Regions from separate parts of the Homo sapiens genome. Here region 2 is linked to region 1. The links are chromatin loops, found by intact Hi-C in ENCODE. Cell type or tissue: mammary epithelial cell. All regions are shown on one strand. Each heading gives the region's core, and the rest is flanking DNA. Links, peaks and the distances in the headings are about the cores only.

What was found. A loop is a pair of places that touch in the nucleus more often than their neighbours do. Peaks named below come from ENCODE experiments on the same cell type or tissue, not always from the same donor. Only the 100,000 strongest peaks of a DNase experiment are listed, where the experiment ranks them.
Region 2: it touches region 1 in a loop (12-fold over the local background); 2 of 110 quality-filtered maps call a loop at or near these places.

The regions. Positions count from the first base shown.
Region 1 is chr12:7,053,526-7,063,984 of GRCh38, forward strand. It overlaps C1S (complement C1s), which reads left to right and starts at 7,193. Exons shown (of 12, transcript NM_001734.5): 1 at 7,193-7,352; 2 at 8,314-8,392; 3 at 8,950-9,157; 4 at 9,365-9,542. The coding sequence starts at 8,388. RefSeq lists enhancers at 6,780-7,281, 7,282-7,781. In mammary epithelial cell, for the core only: a CTCF peak has its summit at 7,094; a DNase peak (open chromatin) is centred at 7,016.
Region 2 is chr12:7,457,049-7,466,415 of GRCh38, forward strand. No RefSeq gene overlaps it. Among named protein-coding and RNA genes, the nearest start is that of CD163L1, 18 kb to the left of the region's middle. In mammary epithelial cell, for the core only: a CTCF peak has its summit at 3,761 (motif pointing left); no DNase peak of the experiment used is centred there; H3K27me3 peaks cover 120 bases.

The DNA of each region.
Region 1 (10,459 bases), core at 2,460-10,459:
GTGGATTTGATCCTGTGTTGTTAGCTGGTTATTATGCTGGTTTATTTGTGTGGTTGCTTTATAGTGTCACTAGTCTGTATACTTAAGTGTCTTTTTGTATTGGCTGGTAATGGCCTTTCCTTTGCATATTTAGTGCTCCCTTCAGGACCTCTTGTAAGGCAGGTCTGATGGTAACAAACTCTCAGCATTTGCTGATCTGAAAAGGATCTTATTTATCCTTTGCTTAGGAAGCTTAGTTTGGCTGGATATGAAATTCTTGGTTGAAGATTTTTTTTCTTTAAGAATGTTGAGGCCGGGCGCAGTGGCTTGTGCCTGTAATCCCAGCACTTTGGGAGGCCGAGGCGGGCAGATCACGAGGTCAGGAGATCAAGACCATCCTGGCTAACATGGTGAAACCCCGTCTCTACTAAAAATACAAAAAATTAGCCGGGCGTAGTGGTGGGCGCCTGTAGTCCCAGCTACTCGGGAGGCTGAGGCAGGAGAATGGCATGAACCCGGGAGGCGGAGCTTGCAGTGAGCCGAGATCGCGCCACTGCACTCCAACCTGGGCGACAGAGCCAGACTCCGTCTCAAAAAAAAAAAAAAAAAAAAAAAAAAAGAATGTTGAATACACGCCTCCAATCTCTTCTGGCTTGTAGGGTTTCTGCTGAAATCTATTAGCTTGATGGGGCTCCCTCTGTAGGTGACCTGCCCTTTCTCTCTAGCTGCCTTTAACATTCTTTCATTTTGACCTTGGAAAATCTGATGATTATATGTCTTGGGGATGATCTCGTTGTGTAGAATATTGCAGGGGTTCTCTGTATTTCCTGAATTTGACTGTTGACCTCTCTAGGGAGGTCGGGGAAATTTTCATGGACAATATCCTGAAATATGTTTTCCAAGTTGTTCACTTTCTCCCCATCCCTTTCGGGGATGCCAGTGATTTGTAGATTTGGCCTCTTTACATAATCCCATATTTCTCAGGAGTTTTGTCATTCCTTTTCCTTCTTTTTTCTTTATTTTTGTCTGGCTATCTTATTTCAGAGTGCCAATTTTTAAGTTCTGCGATTTTTTCCTCAGCTTGGTCTCTTCTGCTGTTAATACTTGTTATTGCATTGTGAAATTCTTTTATTTTTTATTTTATTTTGTTTTTGAGACAAAATCTCACTCTGTTGTCCAGACTGGAGTACAGTGGCATGATCTTGGCTCACTGCAGCCTCTACCTCCCAGGTTCAAATGATTGGCATGTCTCAGCCACTTGAGTAGCTGGGATTACAGGCGTATGCCACCATGCCCAGCTAATTTTTGCAGTTTTAGTAGAAAAAGCGTTTCACTATTTGGCCAGGCTGGTCTTGAACTCCTGGCCTCAAGTGGTCCACCTGCATCAGCCTCCCAAAGTGCTGGGATTACAGGCATGAGCCACTGTGCCCGGCTGCATTGTAAAATTCTTGTAGTGTGTTTTTCAGCTCTATCAGATCAGTTAGGTTCTCTTTTTTACTGGTTATTTCATCTGTCAGGTCCTGCATCATTTTATTGTGATTCTTAGTTTCCTTGGATTGGGTTTTGCCATTCTCCTGAATCTCAATGATCTTCATTCCTATCCATATTCCGAATTCTATTTCTGTCATTTCAGCCAACTCAGCCTCATTAAGAACCCTTGTTGGAGAACTAGTGAGGTTGTTTGGTGGACATAGGACAGTCTGGCCATTGGAGTTGCTGGAGTTCCTGCATTGGTTCTTTCTTTTCTCTGTGCGTGGGTGCTCCTTTAACTGTTGGGCTGCCTCTGATTAAAGGGGCCAGGTAAGGGCGTGGTGGTTGTGCTGGAATCCCAGGCCAGACAGCCCTTCCCAATGAGCAGAAGGTACATGCATTGGCATTCATCAAGAAAACAACTCGACCCACAGAGAACAGAGAAAACAAGACAGGATGACCACCCACCCGGGAGTGACACCTAGTAACAACCTCAGTTCAAAAGTCTGCTGAGGGTGCTGCCTTCAGCTGAAATGAACATGAGGGTGTGGGGAAAGCCCTCCTTAGGAAGAAGGCTTTTTAGGTCTTAGTGAGTCCAAAAAAGAGGAGTGGCAGAAGTCATAAAAGAGGCACACGATGGAAATGTCTGTCCTTTTTAATATCATGGAGGCTGCTAGAGTTCTAACTAGGGAGAGCTCACCAACTAACAAGGCACTGAAGAGCCCACAGCTTGGGGCTCATGGGGACAAGGTCAGGAGATGGTGGGAGGGGATGCAAATTTAGAAGTTCCACCTACGAGGATCCCGATATGGCAAGTACAAAATGCCCAATTAACCTTTTTCTACATGTTTTCTTCCAATGGTGTTTAAGTTCACAGGACATAGACTTTTTTTTTTGACAGGGTCTCACTCTATTGCCCAGGCTGGAGTGCAGTGGTGTGATCACAGCTCATTGCAGCCTTGACCTCCAGGGCTCAAGTGATCCTCCCACCTCAGCCTCCTGAGTAGCTGGGACTACAGACATGCTCTAGCATGCCTGGCATTCTTTCTTTTTTTTGTGGAGATAGGGTCTCACCATGTTGCCCAGGCTGATCTCAAACTCCTGAACTCAAGCAACCCTCCTGCTTTGGCCTCCTAAAGTATTGGTATTACAGGTGTGAGCCACCACACCTGGCCCACAGGACATGGATTCTGAACAACTGGCATAAATCGACTGGCCTCAAGGTAAGGTTTTAAACTAAGCTTAAGCTTTTCTGTTGCCCTCAGATACCACTGAATTTCTTCTTCAGATTTTGGTGACATTAAGTGGTGGTTTCTGGAAATACAATTTTAATTTTGCTTGGGATGATTGTCTTGGGGTCTGGGGATAGCTCATTTTCTAAATTTTGTGGTTGTGGGGCTGGTGTTGCAATATTCTTGTGTCTCATTAACTTTCTGGAATTTTAAAAACAGACTCATGGAAGGTTTGCCTCAGAACTCAGTCTTTGAAGCCTTGGAGGAACTAACCTGTTCCAGCCCAGGCCGCAGCTTCGGAAGGGACCACAGCTCTGCCCAGGGATTGGAAACCCACTAGCTGGGATTAAACAGAACACAAATTGGAACTGATAGTTTTGTGACTTTAACATAGACACTTTGGGCTTCAATTACTTTTGACTTTAATGTCATAGTTTCAGTTTGCAATGGGATTTGAACTTTAATTTTGGAGTTTGATTAATGGGAGGGTTATTTGTTGTTCAAATTTGAAAATGGGAGGGTTATTTGTTGTTCAAAACCTTTATTGTTGGCAATCCCTTGTTGGAGCTTCTTAATACCATCATTTAATCTCATTGTGGATCTCCGATAGCTACTTAGATAACATGGCTGCATGAAATTTTATTTTATTTATTTTTGAGACAGGGTCTCACTCTGTTGCCCAGGCTGGAGTGCAGTGGTGTGATCATAGCTCATTGCAGCCTCAAAATCCTGGGCTCAAGTTATCCTCCTCCCTTGGCCTCCTGAGTAGCTGGGACTACAAGTGCGTGCCACTATGCCTGACTAATTTTTTGACTTTTTGTAGAGATGAAATCTTGCTATGTTCCCCAGGCTGGTCTTGAACTCCTGGCATCAAGTGATCCTCTCTTTTTGGTCTACCAAAGTGCTGGGATTACAGCACTTTGGCATGAGCCACTATGCCTGACCAATGAAATTTGAGGTGGGAAACGGAGCACCCAGGCTGAAGTGCAATGCTGTGGTCATAGCTCACTGCAGGCTTGAACTCCTGGGCTCAAGCAATCCTCCTGCCTCTCAGCCTCCTGAGTAGCTGGGACCACAGGATGGCTAATTTTTAAACTTTTTTGTAGAGATGAGGTCTCCCTATGTTGCCTAGGCTGGTCTTGAACTCCCAGCCTCAAGCGATCCTCCCGCCTCAGCCTTCTGAGTTGCTGGGATTACAGGTGTGAGCCACTGCTCCTGGCAATGTATTTCAATTTCGTGGCAAAATTGCAGAAATGAACATAAAACACAGGTGAGGATAGGAGAGTCTAACTTTTCTGGCAAGATCGGGCAGTGTTGAGCTCCAAGGAAAAGGAGAAGGAACCCTGGACACATTGATAAGGCGTCCTCTTTTCCTTGGTATTAACTGAAGCATGCTCTTGATGGGGAGGAAGCTGCTGCTACTGCTGCCGTGTTTGGTGTTTGGAGAAGTTAATATGGTTTGTTATTTGTTAAAAGCTTACTGAGTACCAGGTATATGCTGAATGCTTAGCATACGTTATTTTGTTTAATCTTGGCCACAATGGGCCCTGACAGTGATAGCTGTGTCTGAAGTAGGTGCTATTATTCCCATTTTACACCTGATAAAGCTGGAGCTCAGAGAGGCATAGTAACTTTTTCAAGGTCACACGGCTAAAATGAAAGGTAATGAATGGTTTGAATTCACTTTGGCACATTCAATCAACCAATCCTCAGATACTCACTGAGCGTGTTGTATCAGCCATTATTTTTAGTTGCAAGCAGTAGAAACCAACTCTGGCTGAGTTTAGCAGAAGATGAATTTATTAAAGGGACCCTGGATTGCTCATGGAAATTCCAGGGGAGCTACAGAGCCATTGTGGAAGCTTCCCAGCAGGGACAATGGTCAGAACCTGGCTGCCGCTGCTGCCACTTCTTTGACCATGGCCTGGATGCTTCGGCTTGCAATGCTTACCCACTGGGGCTGGATGCTGGGTGCTGCTGAGAACTCTACCTCCTCTGTGATCTTGCTGTGGCCACCACTGTCCCTACAGGCTCTAGGGTCCCTGCTTCCTGGCATTACTGGCTCTGGATTGAAAGCCTGGGCCTCTGATGAATGGAACGTGTGTGCATGTGAAACTGCCTTTGCAAAGATGATGACAGTGAGGGAAGTCTAGCATGGGTGACTCCATCTTGCCTCTACCCTCACAGGCTGGCTGTCCTCACTCATTCCTGGGCATAGGCCAAGCTAACCATGGGAGGAATTTAGTTTACAGTTTAACTCTGAAGCAAAGATGATATTAGTCCCTCCCTAAAATGAACCCCCTCCTAGCTCAGGGACCTGCCTTTGTAAAACTAATGAAAGGCCACAAGATTAGGATTATGGGAGGGGCTTGAATTTTGCTAAGATGTGGGTGTAGCTAACCGATGACCAGCCATTGACCCCTAGCTTGCCTTTCTATAATCCTTTGCTGCTCAGGAGTCATGCGGCCAGAGGTCACAAGATCTGTGACTTCCCCAATTGCTCCTATAGATAACATCACTATTGTAAAACCAAATATTGGTCTTCTGAGATATTTTTCAGACTTTTGCATTCTGAAATGATTCATGACTCAACTGGTCCTGTGACCCCCACCCAGAGGTGGACTTAGTGCACAAGGTCTGTTTTCTACACTCCTATGATTTTATCCCCAACGAATCAGTAGCACCCATTCTCTGCTCTTACCGCCCACCAAATTCTCCTTAAGAACCCTAGCCTCTGAGTTCTTGTGGGGACTGATTTGAGAAATAAACTCCCATCCTTTCACTTGGCTAGCTCTGTGTTGTTAAACTCTTTCTCTACTGCAATACCATGGTCTCAGTGAATTGGTTTTGTCTACGCAGCAGGCAGGAAGAACCCTTCGGGTGATTACAAATTAGCCTGCTCCAGAGCTGCTGGAGGTGGGGGTGACACACTTCTTGTGCCTGTGTCTTCTTTCTTGGGAGGTCGGCTCTGTTCCCAAGACTGATATCATGGGGAACTCCTCTAATGTGGCAAAGCAGTTTGAATGCTGGGCAGCCAGGGGAGTCACAGATGGTTGCATACACATCTGTGTTCTGCATGACACTGCTAGACATGGCGGACAATACCAAGACGGATCAGACCCAGCACCTGTCTTCCGAGACCTTACGGGCTCATGATTCTCTTCCTTTTAACATGCACATTTATTAGGTACCATAGTGTGCAAAGCTTGTTCACTCGAATTATTTCATTAGGTCCATCTGATAGTCATGTAGGGTAGGCAGAACTGATAGGATTTCTGTTTTATATTTGAAGAAACTAGGTCTGTCAATAGTGAGCCAGGTTTAAAAAAAAAAAGAAACTAGGAAGTTAGGTGATGAGCCTAAGACATCACCACTGGTGAGGAGCAGAGCTGGGACATGAGCCTATCTTCTGACTCCAGGCCCAGTGCTAAGCCAACTAAAGGGGCATAAAGGGGAGCTGAGATCAGGGAAGGCTCTGTGGAGTGGCACTGCCCCTCAGTCCCTTGTCTGCAATTCTAAAATCCAAAGGACTCTGAAAACAAAGTCTCTGTCTTTTTTTTGTAATGGGATCTCATTCTGTTGCCCAGGCTGGAGTGCAGTGGTGCCCTCTGCAGCCTCGACCTCCCTGGCACAAGTGATCCTCTTGCCTCAGCCTCCTGAGTAGCTGGGACTACAGGCGTGTGTCACAATACCTGGCTATTGTTTTTTGTTTGTTTGTTTTCAAGTTTGGGACTAAAACTCAATTTGGCAGCAAAACCTGACCCGAACTGATGTGATTTGTAATCTTTAGTTATCCATTTACCGTAAGATCAATGTGTTTAGCTGCAGAAATCTTAATGTTTGTTAATAGGGGGTTATCCTGGTCCATAAAGGGAGGGAGAGGAGGAGGTGTTACCTAATATTGGGTCCATGGACTACATAGCCTAAAAAAATCTATAAAATTTCAAAACACACCTGGCTTCAAGGGTTATGGATAAGGGAGTCTGGGTTGGATCTGAAAGGGGGCTTGGTTGTGGGGTAGAATTTCGATGTTTGGAAGGGATGTGGAGGGATGTTATGAAGAGGAAGCCTCACGCCATACCACCTTGGGTCTTGGTGTTAAGTCATTATCAACCATTACATTTGCTTTAAAGCAGAGATGACTTACATTTCTGATAACTACTTTCCCTTAATTCATGATTCACACACATTTGGAGGGCTGGACTTTCTGGGTTTGGTTATTTCCCCTGGTACCAATCCCCGCCTTTTCCCAGAAATCACTTGACTTTCCCGAAAACTCAGAAACACACCCTTTGGCTGAAAAATAGCATTAAGCAATCGGTGAAATTCCCCATTCCTCCTTTCCCCGCTGGAGCCCTGGATAGAGGGCTCTCTGGCCTGGGAGGAGGACGCTGTCCTTGTTTCAAAAGCAGAGGGAGCTCCAAGATCAAGGCTGAGTTTCCCTAAGTCATGGTCTCCCAGCCCCCTCTGTTTAGATCAGGGAATTTCAGACATGCACACTCGGGTAGGGAATCTTATGAACAGAACCAGGACAGGGAGGCTGGCCGGAGGTTCCTGCAGAGGGAGCGTCAAGGCCCTGTGCTGCTGTCCCTGGGGGCCAGAGGGGTTGCCCAGCATGCCCACTGGCAGGAGAGAGGGAACTGACCCACTTGCTCCTACCAGCTTCTGAAGGTAAAATCCTTACAAACGAGGAGCAGAGCTTTGATGGAGGAAAAAGGAAAGGCAGAAAACTTCACGTAGGAGGGCTTGGGGCAATGATAGAGGGCTGACAAAGGCAGCATAAAAAAAGGCAGAATATAGACAACCTATTTCTCTTAGGCTCACCCCATCCACCCCTACTTCACCCCCTTACCTACCACTGTTTTCAGGGTTAAAGCAATTTTAGCAACCCTTTACTAGGAACTGTGGGGAGATAGCTTGTATTTTCAGTAAGTTGGCGGTGGGGGGCAGGGACAAACTCCAAACAAACTCTGGAAAACGAATGTAGGAAGTTTTTATGTTCCTTGTCATTTGGCTGTCCCTTTTCTCCTTCCTCGCACAACCCTGTATCAGTGGGGCAGCACTTCCTTCTCAGACCGCTTGTCCCAGGGTCCCTGCCTTCCCCTAGTGAAAGAAGCTCCTGCCTCCATCGGTGGGCGTTGGGAGCATCAGCGGAGATGCACGCAATGATAAACAGCAGACAGGGCTGCTTGAGGAGATGAGGTGATCACGGTTAAAGAAGAGGGGCTGTCCTACATGGATGATCATGATGCGCCAAGACTGTTGAAAACCTGAGTGGAAATGGGAGCATCGTTCTTGAGGGCAGGAGAGAGACTGATACCGCGGGGGTGGGGCTGGTGGAGGACAATAGAGGAAGAAGAAAACTGGGAGAAAGTACTCGATTCCTTTGGAGAAAAATTAGGAGAAAGTCTAGAGAAGCAATGAGGGAAGGATACAATTTAGCTATAGTCTAGAAAGTTAGTCGAAGTTAACTAGGGAGGGTGTGAGGGGCACGGTGCCATGTGGGGATGTTGGTGATATGGCCCTGTGTGTTATACCTTTGAAGGTGACACTGAGCCCCAGGTGACGCCGCACCACCAAAGAAGGTGCTTGTGTTTGTCAGACAAATACAGCCAGGCCTGCCACCCCTTAGGCTCCAAAGTCCGGAGGTGCAGAAAGCCAGGACCAAGAGACAGGCAGCTCACCAGGGTGGACAAATCGCCAGAGATGTGGTAAGTGATCAAGGGTCCCTGAGATGACACAGACTCCATTCCCTTCATCTTCTCAAGAAAAGCGCTCAAGGGCCAGGCATGATGGCTCACACCTGTAACCCCAGCACTTTGGGAGGCTGAGGCGGGAGGATTGCTTGAGCCCAGGACTTTGAGACCAGCCTGGGCAACATAAGGAGACCCTGTCTCTATTAAAAAAAAAAAAAATTAGCCCAGCGTCATGCGTGTCACCTGTGGTCCCTGCTACTCAAAAGGCTGAGGTGGTAGAATCACTTGAGCGCGGGAGGTCAAGGCTGCAGTGACCTGAGATCGCACCACTGCACTCCAGCCTGGGTGACAGAGTGAGAACCTGTCTCAAAAAAAAAAAAAAAAGGGCTCTTGTCTGAAGCCTGGGTTTTGGTTTGACCTGGGCCTTTTCTTTATTCCGACCTAAGATTCTCCCCCATGGCCGATTGACTGCCTCTCTTCTTCCCCCTTTCTTCTGCCTCTGGCAAATAGCGCGTTCTGTCCTAGGCTACTGGTGCCTGGTCACCCGCCAATCTATGCCTCTGTTTTTTCAGGTGCATTGTCCTGTTTTCACTTTTGGCATGGGTTTATGCTGAGCCTACCATGTATGGGGAGATCCTGTCCCCTAACTATCCTCAGGCATATCCCAGTGAGGTAGAGAAATCTTGGGACATAGAAGTTCCTGAAGGGTATGGGATTCACCTCTACTTCACCCATCTGGACATTGAGCTGTCAGAGAACTGTGCGTATGACTCAGTGCAGGTATGTTATAAGCACAAAAAGAATAGAGATGGAAGACTAGGGCTAAGGTAGCGGAATAAGGATGTGGGAGGGAGTGCCACCTGTACTCACAGTGAACTGGAGTCAAGTCCTAGTGGCATAAATGTTCTATTCTCTCTGTCCCTTCTTTTAACTCCATACCAAAATATTACCCTTTCCTAGATTTTTTTTTTGTGACTCTTCTCTTAGATAATCTCAGGAGACACTGAAGAAGGGAGGCTCTGTGGACAGAGGAGCAGTAACAATCCCCACTCTCCAATTGTGGAAGAGTTCCAAGTCCCATACAACAAACTCCAGGTGATCTTTAAGTCAGACTTTTCCAATGAAGAGCGTTTTACGGGGTTTGCTGCATACTATGTTGCCACAGGTAAGGCTCACCCTTCTGCATGTGCCTTATTGACCCAGCTAAAAGATTAGAAATGAGAAATCCACTGAGCAACACATTGAATGAGGATTCTGTTCGTAATTCTTATAAAAAGTGTTGACTTGGCCTGGGTCGCTCCATAAATCACTTTTGTGAAATTCAAATGCATGATCATATCTTAGTGGTGATGATGATCATGGTAATAACACATAGTACATAATAAACAGCAATTTGTTGAGAGCCACTATAAACTGGGTATGTATTGGGGATTGGGGATTTTTCCTATTTTAACACAATCGTCACTTTAATCCTTCAAGGTAGGTATTATTTGCTCCATATAAAGATGAAGAAAATAAGGACTAGGAAAGTTAATAACTTGCCAAGAATCACACAAGGAATGTGTAGTATTTAAACCCATTCAATATATGGCATTCAAACCTTCAAATTCTGGGTACTTCTGTATCTCTCTCTAGGTTAAAATGAAGCTAGGACATCTCATAAAGCCAAACTATTGTTTAGATTTGACAGAAGGACCAACATCATATAAAGCAATGAATGTACTGATTCCTCCCTGCAGAAGGCATCGTCATGATGTTTACCTTGCAGAGTGTCATTCCTGGAGCTGAAATGCTCTGTACATGAGAAAAGTCAAGGATCTCTGACATTAAGAGCTGCCTAGGCCGGGCATGGTAGCTCACACCTGTAATCCCAGCACTTTGGGAGGCTGAGGCAGGTGGATTACCGGAGCCCAGGAGTTCAAGACCAGCCTGGCCAACATGGTGAAACCCTGTCTCTACTAAAAATATGAAAAATTAACCAGGCATAGTGGTGGTGCGTGCTTGTGTTCCCAGCTCCTCGGGAGGTAGAGGCGTGAGACTTGTTTGAACTTGCTTGAAAATGTGGAGGTTGCAGTGAGCCAA
Region 2 (9,367 bases), core at 14-8,013, 400 kb after region 1:
TAAACATTTACATAAAAAAAAATCTCCAATAAGCAACCTAATGCTATAACTCAAGGAACTAGAAAAAGAAAAACAAACTAACCCTAAAGCTAAGTACAAAAAGGAAAGAATAAATAACAGAGCAGAAGTAAACCAAACAGACTAGAAAAGCAAAACAAAAGACTGAAAAAATTAAGTTGGTTTTTAAAAAGATAGACAAATTTGACAAACATTTACCTAGACTAAGAAGAAAAGAGAGAACACTCAAATAAATAAAATCAGGTATGAAAAAGGAGACATTACAACTGATGTCCCATAAATACTAAGGACCACAAGAGACTACTATAACCAATTACATACCAAAAAATTGGACAACCTAGAAGAAATGAATGCATTCCTAGATATGTACAACCCAATCAAGGCTGAATCAAGAAAAAATAGAAAAACTGAACAGACTAATAATGAGTAAGAAAATTGAATTAATAATAAAATATCTTCTGTCAATGAAAATTCCAGAACCAGAGGGCTTCATGGTGAAATACTGCCAAACATTTAAAGAAGAAGAAAACTAACACCGCTTCTCTTCAGACTCTTCCAAAAAGTGGAAGTGGAGGAAAATTTTTCAAACCCATTTTACAATGTCAGCCATTACCCTGATGCAAAGCAAAACAAAAAACAAAAAACAAAAAACAAAACCCTATAAGAAAAGAAAATTACAGGCCAATATCTCTGATGAACATAGATGCAAATATCCTCAACAAAATACTAGCAACTGAATACAACACATTAATAGGATCATTCACGATGATTAAATGGGGTTTATCCCTGGGATGCAAGGATGGTTGAACATATCATGTCAACAAATGTGATACATGATAATAACAGAATGAAAGACAAAAACTATATGATCACCTCAATAGATGCAGTAAAATCATTTGACAAACAATATTTTTTCATGAGAAGAACTATTAGTAAATTAGATATTAAAAAATGTACTTCAACACAATAAAGGCCACATATGAAAACCCTACATGTAACATCATCGTGTTTTCAATGGTAAAAAGTTGAAAGTTTTTCCTCTAAGATCAGGAATACAAGGATGTTCACTCTCACCACATTTATTCAAGATAGTTATGGAAGTCTAGCCAGAGCAATGAGACAAGAGAAATAAATAGCATCCAAATAGAAAAAAAGTAAAACTGTTTCTGTTTGCCGATGACATTATCTTACATATAGAACATCCTAAAAAGGGCCAGGCGCAGTGGCTCACGCTGTAATCTCAGCACTTTGGGAAGCCGAGATGGGAGGATTGCTTGAGGCCAGGAGTTCAAAACTAGCCTGGGCAACATGGTGAAACCCTGTCTCAGCTAAAATTACAAAAATTAGCTGGGTGTGGTGGCGCATGCCTGTAATCCCAGCTACTCCAGAGGCTGAGGCATGAGAAATCGCTTGAGCCTGTGAGGCGGAGGTTGCAATGAGCTGAGATCTCACCACTGCACTCCAAGCGGGGCAACAGAGTGAGACTCTATCTCAAAAAAAACAAAAATCCACCAAAAACTATTCAAATTGATAAATTCAGTCAACTTGTAGAGTACAAAATTAGTACACAAAAATCAGTAACATTTCTCAGCACAAGCAACAAACTATTTGAAAAAGAAATCGGCCGGGTGTGGTGGCTCACGCCTGTAATCCCAGCACTTTGGGAGGCTGAGGCGGGCGGATCACGAGGTCAGGAGTTCGAGACTAGCCTGACCAACATGGCGAAACCCCATCTCTACTAAAAATACAAAAATTGGCCGGGCGTAGTGGCGTGTAGCTGTAATCCCAGCTACTCAGGAGGCTGAGGCAAGAGAACTGATTGAACCTGGGAGGCGAGGGTTGCAGTAAGCCAAGATCACGCCACTGCACTCCAGCCTGGGCAACAGAATGAGACTCTGTCTCAAAAAAAAAAAAAAAAGAAAGAAAAAGAAATTAAGAAACCAACCCCATTCACAATGCCATAAACAAAATAATGAAGAGTAACTTTAATCAAGGATGTGAAAAATCGATATATGGAAAACAATAACATTGATGAAAAATTGTAGACAACTTAAATAAATGCAGAGTTATCAAGTGTTCATAGGTTGGAAGAACTAATATCGTTAAAGTATCCATATTACCCAGAGCAATCTTCAGACTCAATGTGATCCCATCAAAATTTCACAGAAATAGAAACAATTCTAAAATTTGAATGGAACCACAAAAGACCTCCAATAGCCAAAGCAATCATGAGCAAAAATAAAAAAGCTAAAGGCATCATAGTACCTAACATCAAAATTGATCACAAAGCTATAGTAATTAAAACAGAGTGGTTCTGGCATAAAAACAGACACGTTGGTCAGAGGAACAGGACAGAGAGCCAAGAAATATGGTCAATTTACTTTTTATAAAGGTGCCAAGAACACACAATGGAGAAAGAATAGTCTCTGTATTAAATAGTTTTGGGGAACCTGGATATCCACAAGAATCATGAAATGTGACCCTTACCTAACACCATATACAAAAATAAACTCAAAATGGATTAAAGACTTTAATGGTTGGAGGTGGAGATATGGCCAAACAGAACCCTCCAGCAATTGTGCCCCTGCAGGAACACTAAATTGAACAAATATCCAAGCAAGAAAGCACATTTATAAGAACAAACAAAACAGAACAAACAGGTGAGAGGTCATGGTACCTGGTTTAAACATAATCACAAGGAAAGAGACACTGAAGAAGGTAGAAAGGACAGTCCTGCGTTGTCTACACTACCCAACCCCAGCCTCAGGCAACACAGCATGGAGGGAAAATCTGTGTGCTTAGGGGAAGAAGAGTGAAGTGAGTGTGAGACTTTGCATTGCAGCTCAGTGCCACCCTCTCACAGTGGAACTCAACACCAGGCAGCATTCTGCCAGTGCCCATTTGGACCAGCACTGGGCCAGAGGGGAATCCTTCATCCCAATGGAAGAAAACTGAGTCCCAGCCAGCTTCACCACTGGCTGACTACAATGGCTGGGACCTCTAATAAATTCAAGTGGCAGTCAGGCCACAGTGACGGCAGTCTTTGGGCAAGCCTTGGTGCTGTACTGGTCTTGGAGGCAGTGGGCTTGGAATATGACAGTGTGACACCAGCTGTGTGGCCATGGGAGTGCCTGCATCACCTCTCCCTCAACTCCAGACACTGCAGTATGTGGAGAGACTCCTTCCTTTTCGGGGAAGAAGATGGAGGAATATGGAGGACTTTGGCAACTCAGGTACCTGTTGAGCCACAGTAAAATAAAGCACCAGGCAGATTCTTGACGATCTCAGTTCCAAGACTTTCCTCCTGAATAGCATTTCTAGGCCCACCCCAGGCCAAAAGGGAATCCACTGTTCTGGTGGGACAGACCCAGCCCTAGCAGAATTCCCCAGCTGCTGACTAAAGGTAGCGGTGGGTCTTAAATAAACATCAGTGGTAGCCAGGTAGTAGTGTCCGCAGACTTTGGGTAAGCCCAAGTACTGTGTCGGTCTGGAAGGCCATTGGCCTCAGGTGTGACTCAGTGTGGTGCCAGCTGTGGTGGCCATGAGAGTGCCTGAATCATGCCTTTCACAGCTCCAGACAGCCCAGCATAGAAAGAGACTCCTGCTTGGGGAAAACTGAAGAAAGAGAGCAAGAGAATCCACCTGGGAACCCAGGGAACTCTCTTTTATCTTCCCCAAGTCCACCAAGGCTGTGTATCTGAGTCTGCAAAAATTGTAGCATTCTGAGGCTTAGGGTTCCCCCTAGTGCTGAGAGGCTGCCATGACCACAGGCTTAGGTAACAACACTCAAACCCATTTGAATTCTCTGTCTCTTTTTTTTGTTTAACTTTTATTTTAAGTTCAGGGGTTCATGTGCAGGTTTGTTACATAGATAAAGCTGTGTCATGGGGGCTTGTTGTACAGCTTATTTTATCACCCAATAGCCTACCCTTAACACCCAGGTATTAAGCCTAGTACCCATTAGTTATTTTTCCTGATCCTCTCCCTCTTCCCACCTTCTACCTTCCGAAAAACCCAGTGTGTGTGGCTCCCCTTTATGTGTTCGTGTGTTTTCATCATTTAGCTCCAACTTGTAAGTGAGAACACGTGGCATTTGGTTTTCTGTTCCTGACTTAGTTTGCCAAGAATAATGTCCCTGCAAAGGACTTAGTCTCACTGCATAGAATTCCTTGGTGTATACGTATCACATTTTCTTTATCCAGTCTTCCATTGATGAGCATTTAGGTTGATTACGTGTCTTTGCCGTTGTGAATGTGTTGCAGTGAACATACACGTGAATGTGTCTTTATAACAGAATGACTTATATTCCTTGGGTATATACGAAGTAACGGCATTGCTGAGTCAAATGGTATTTCTGTCTTTAAGGTCTTTGAGGAATCGCCACACTGTCTTCCATAATGGCTAAACTAATTTACACCCTCACCAACAGCATTCTTTTCCTTCCACAACCTTGCCAGCATCCGTTATTTTTTGACTTTTTAATAATAGTCATTCTGACTGGTGTGAGATGGTATCTCATTGTGGCTTTAATTTGCATTTCTCTAATGATCAGCGATATCAAGCTTTTTTCATATGCCTGTTGGCTGCATGTACATCTTCTACTAAGAAGTCTCTGTTCATGTCCTTTGTCCACTTTTTAATGGGGTTGTTTTTTTCTTGTAAATTTAAGTTCCTTATAGATGCTGGATATTAGACCTTTGTTGGATGCATAGTTTGCAAAATTTTTCTCCCATTCTGTAGGTTGTCTGTTTACTCTCTTGATAGTTTATTTTGCTGTGCAGAAGCTCTTTAATTAGATTCAATTTGTCTGTTTTTGTTTTTGTTGCAATTGCTTTTGGCATCTTCATCATGAAAGCTTTGCCCTGCCCATGTCCTGAACTCTATTGCCTAGGTTGTCTTTCAGGGTTTTTACAGTTTTGGGTTTTGCATTTAAATCTTTAATCCACCTTGTGTTAATTTTTGTGTATAGTGTAAGGAAGGAGTCTAGTTTCAATCTTCTGCATATGACTAGCCAGTTATCCCAGCACCATTTTTTTTTTTTTTTGAGACAGAGATTCACTCTGTTGCCCAGGTTGGAGTGCAGTAGTGCGATCTTGGCTCACTGCAATGTCTGCCTCCTGGGGTCAAGCAATTCTCGTGCCTCAGCCTCCCAAGCAGCTGGGATTACAGGCACCTGCCACCATACCTGGCTAATTTTTGTATCTTTTGTAGAGACAAGGTTTCGCCATATTGGCCAGGCCGGCCTCGAATTCCTGACCTCAAGTGATCCACCCACCTCGGTCTCCCAAAGTGCTGGGATTAGAGGCCTGAGCCACCACACCTGGCCACAGCACCATTTATTGAATAGGGAATCCTTTCTCCATTGCCTGTTTTTATCAGGTTTGTCAGAGATCAGATAGTTGTAGGTGTGTGGTCTTATTTCTGGGTTCTCTATTCTGTTTCATCAGTCTATGTGTCTGTTCTCATACCAGTATCATGCTGTTTTGGTTACTGTATCCCTGTAGTATAATTTAAAGCCAAGTAGCGTGATAACTCCAGCTTCATTCTTTTTACTTAGGATTGCTTTGGCTATTCAGACTCCTTTTTGGTTCCATATGAATTTCAAAATAGTTTTTTTCTAGTTCTGTGAAGAATGTCAATGGTGGTTCAACAGAAATAGCATTGAACTATAAATTGCTTTGGGCATTGTTTTAGTTCATTCTCACACTGCTATAAAGAACTGCCCATGACTGGGTAAGTTATAAAGAAAAGAGGTTTAATTGACTCACAGTTCTGCATGGCTGGGGAGGCCTCAGGAAACTTACAATCATGGTGGAAGGGGAAGCAAATACATCCTTCTTCACAGGATGGCAGGAGAGAATGAGAGCAGAGTGAAGGGGGAAGCTTCTTATAAAACCATCAGCTCTCAAGAGACTCACTCATTATCAGAACGGCATGGTGGAAACTGCCCCCATGATTCAATGATCTCCACCTGGTCCCACCCTTGACACGTGGGGATTATTACAATCCAAGGTGAGATTTGGGTGGGGACAGAGAGTCAAACCATATCAGGCACTATAGCCATTTTAATAATATTGATTCTTTCTATCCATGAGCATGGAATGTTTTTCAATTTGTTTCTTTCATCTCTGATTTCTTTAAGCAGTGGTTTGTAGTTCTCCTTGTAGAGATCTTTCGCCTCCCTGGTTAGCTGAATTCCTAGGCATTATATTCTTTTTGTGGCAATTCTGAATGATAATTGTGTTCCTGATTTTGCTCTCTGCTTGACTGTTGTTGGTGTATAAGAATGCTAATGATGTTTGCACATTTTGTATCCTGAGACTTTGCTGAAGATATTTATGAGTGTAAGAAGCTTTTGGGCTGAGACTATGGGGTTTTGTAGATATAGGATTATGTCGCCTGCAAACAGAGATAGTTCGGCTTCCTCTCTTCCTGTTTGGATGCGCTTTATTTCTTTCTCTTGCCTGATTGGCCTGGCCAGAACTTCCAATACTATGTTGAATAGGAGTGTGAGAGAGGGCATCCTTGTCTTGTGCTGGCTTTCAAGGTGAATGCTTCTAGCTTTTGCATATTCAGTATGATGTTGGCTGTGGGTTTGTCATAGATGGCTCTTATTATTTTGAGGTATGTTCCTTCAACAACTAGTTTATTGACAGTTTTTAGCATAAATCGATGATGAATTTTATTGAAAGTCCTTTCTGCACCTATTGATATAATCATGTGGTTTTTGTCTTTAATTCTGTGTATGTGATGAATCACATTTATTGATTTGCATATGTTGAAGCAATCTTGCATCACAAGGATGAGGCCTACTTGATCGTAGTGGATAAGCTTTTTGATGTGCTGCTGGATTCAGTTTGCCAGTATCTTGTTGAGGATTTTTGCATCGATGTTCATCAAGGATATTGGCCTGAAGTTTTCTCTTTTTGTTGTATCTCTGCCAGTTTTTGGTATCAGGATGATGCTAACTTCATAGAATGAGTTAGGAAGGAGTTCCTTCTCCTCAATTTTTTGTAATAGTTTCAATATAAATAGTACCATCTTTTCTTTGCACAGCTGGTAGAATTCAGCTGTGAATCCCTCTATCCCTCTGGTGCTGGGCTTTTTTTTTTTTTTTTTGTTTGGTAGGCTATTTATTACTACCTTAATTTCAGAGCTCATTATTGGTCTGCTTAGGAAATCAATTTCTTCCTGGTTCAGTCTTGGGATGGTGTTGTGTGTTCAGGAATTTATCCATTTCTTCTAGATTTTCTAGTTTATGTGCATAGAGGTGTTCATAATATTCTCTGATGGTTGTTTGTATTTCTGTGGGGTCAGTGGTAATATCCCCCTTATCATTTCTGACTGTGTATGTTTGAATCCTCTCTCTTTTCTTCTTTATTAGTCTAGCTAGTGGTCTATTTTATTAATTTTTTCAAAACGCCAACCCCTGAATTTCTGGATTTTTTGGATGTTCTTTCATGTCTCTATTTTTTTCAGTTCAGCACTGACTGGTAATTTCTTGTGTTCTGCTACTTTTGGAGTTTGTTTGCATTTGGTTCTCTAGTTCTTTTAGTTGTGATATTAGGTTGTTAACGAGATCGGTCTAAGTTTTTGATATGGGAATTTAGTCTTATGAGTTTCCCTCTTAACACTGCTTTAGCTGTGTCCCAGAGATTCTGGTATATTTATCTTTGTTCTCATTAGTTTCAAAGAACTTCTTGATTTCTGCCTTAATTTCATTACCCAAAAGCCATTCAGGATCATGTTATTCAATTTCCATGTAACTGTATGGCTTTGGGTGAATTTCTCTGTCTTAATTTCTAATTTGAATTATTTAAAAGCCCTTTCAAAAAGGATGAATAAAAACAAGCCCAGATTGTGAAGATTGAAATAAACAATCAACTCTGCAATGTCTAGACATTAGTGAATGTTTGCAAGCATCAGGAACATTGAGGAAAATGTGATTTCATTAAGTAGATTAAATAAGGCACCAGTGATTAATTCTAGAGTGATGGAGACATGCAACCTCTCAGACATGGAATTAAAAATAGCTGTCTTTCAGAAGCTCAACAAACTTCAAGATAACACAGAAAAGAAGTACAGAATTCTATCAGAGAAATTTAACAAAGATATTAAATAATTTAAAAAACAAAGCAGATATTCTGGAGCAGAAAAATTCAATTGACAAGCTGGAAAATACAACAGTGTCTCTCAGCAGTATTGATCAAGCAGAATAAAGAATTAATGAGCTTACAAAAGAAGACATTTACACTGCCAACAAACATAAAAAAAGCTCAACATCACTGTTCATCAGAAAAATGCAAATCAAAACCACAATAAGATACCATCTCATGCCAGTCAGAATGGCAATTATTAAAAAGTCAGGAAATAATAGATGCTGGTGAGGGACACTTTTACACTGTTGGTGGGAATGTAAATTAGTTCAACCATTGTGGAAGACAGTATGGTGATTCTTCAAGGATCTAGAACCAGAAATACCATTTGACCCGGCAATCCCATTACTGGATATATACCCAAACGAATATAAATCATTCTACTATAAGGACACATGCACAGGTATGTTTATTGCAGCACTATTTGCAATAGCAAAGACTTGGAGCCAACCCAAATGCTCATCAATGATACACTGGATAAAGAAAATGTGGCACATTTACCCCATTGAATACCATGAAGCCATAAAAAGGAATGAGTTCATGTCCTTTGCAGGGACATGGATGAAGCTGGAAGCCATCATCCTCAGCAAACTAACACAGGAACAGTAAACCAAACAATACATGTTCTCACTCATAAGTTGCAGTTGAACATTGAGAACACATGGACACAGGGAGGGGAACAACACACATCAGAGCCTATTGGGAGGTGGGGAGTCAGGGGAGGGAACTTAGAGGATGGGTCAATAGTTACAGCAAACCACCATGGCACACATATACCTATGTAACCAACCTGCACATTCTGCCCATGTATCCCATTTTTTTAGAAGACGTAAAGAAAAAAAAGAATTAGTGAGCTTGAAAATAGCTATATTAAAAAGACAGAGTCCAAGGAGAAAAAAAGAGTTAAAAGGAGTGAAAACACCTACAAGTTCTAGAAAATACCCTCAAAAGGGCAAATCTAAGAGTTATTGGCCTTAAAAAGGATGTAAAATAAGAGATCAGTGAAGAAGTTTTATTCAAAGAAATAGCAACTTTTCAAACCTAGAGGAAGATTTGAATACCCAGGTACATAAAGCTCAAAGAAGACCAAGGAGATTCAATTCAAATGAGACTACCTCAAGACACAAAATAATCAAACTCTCAAAGTTCAAGGACAAAGTATCCTAAAAGCAGCAAGAGAAAAGAAGCAAATA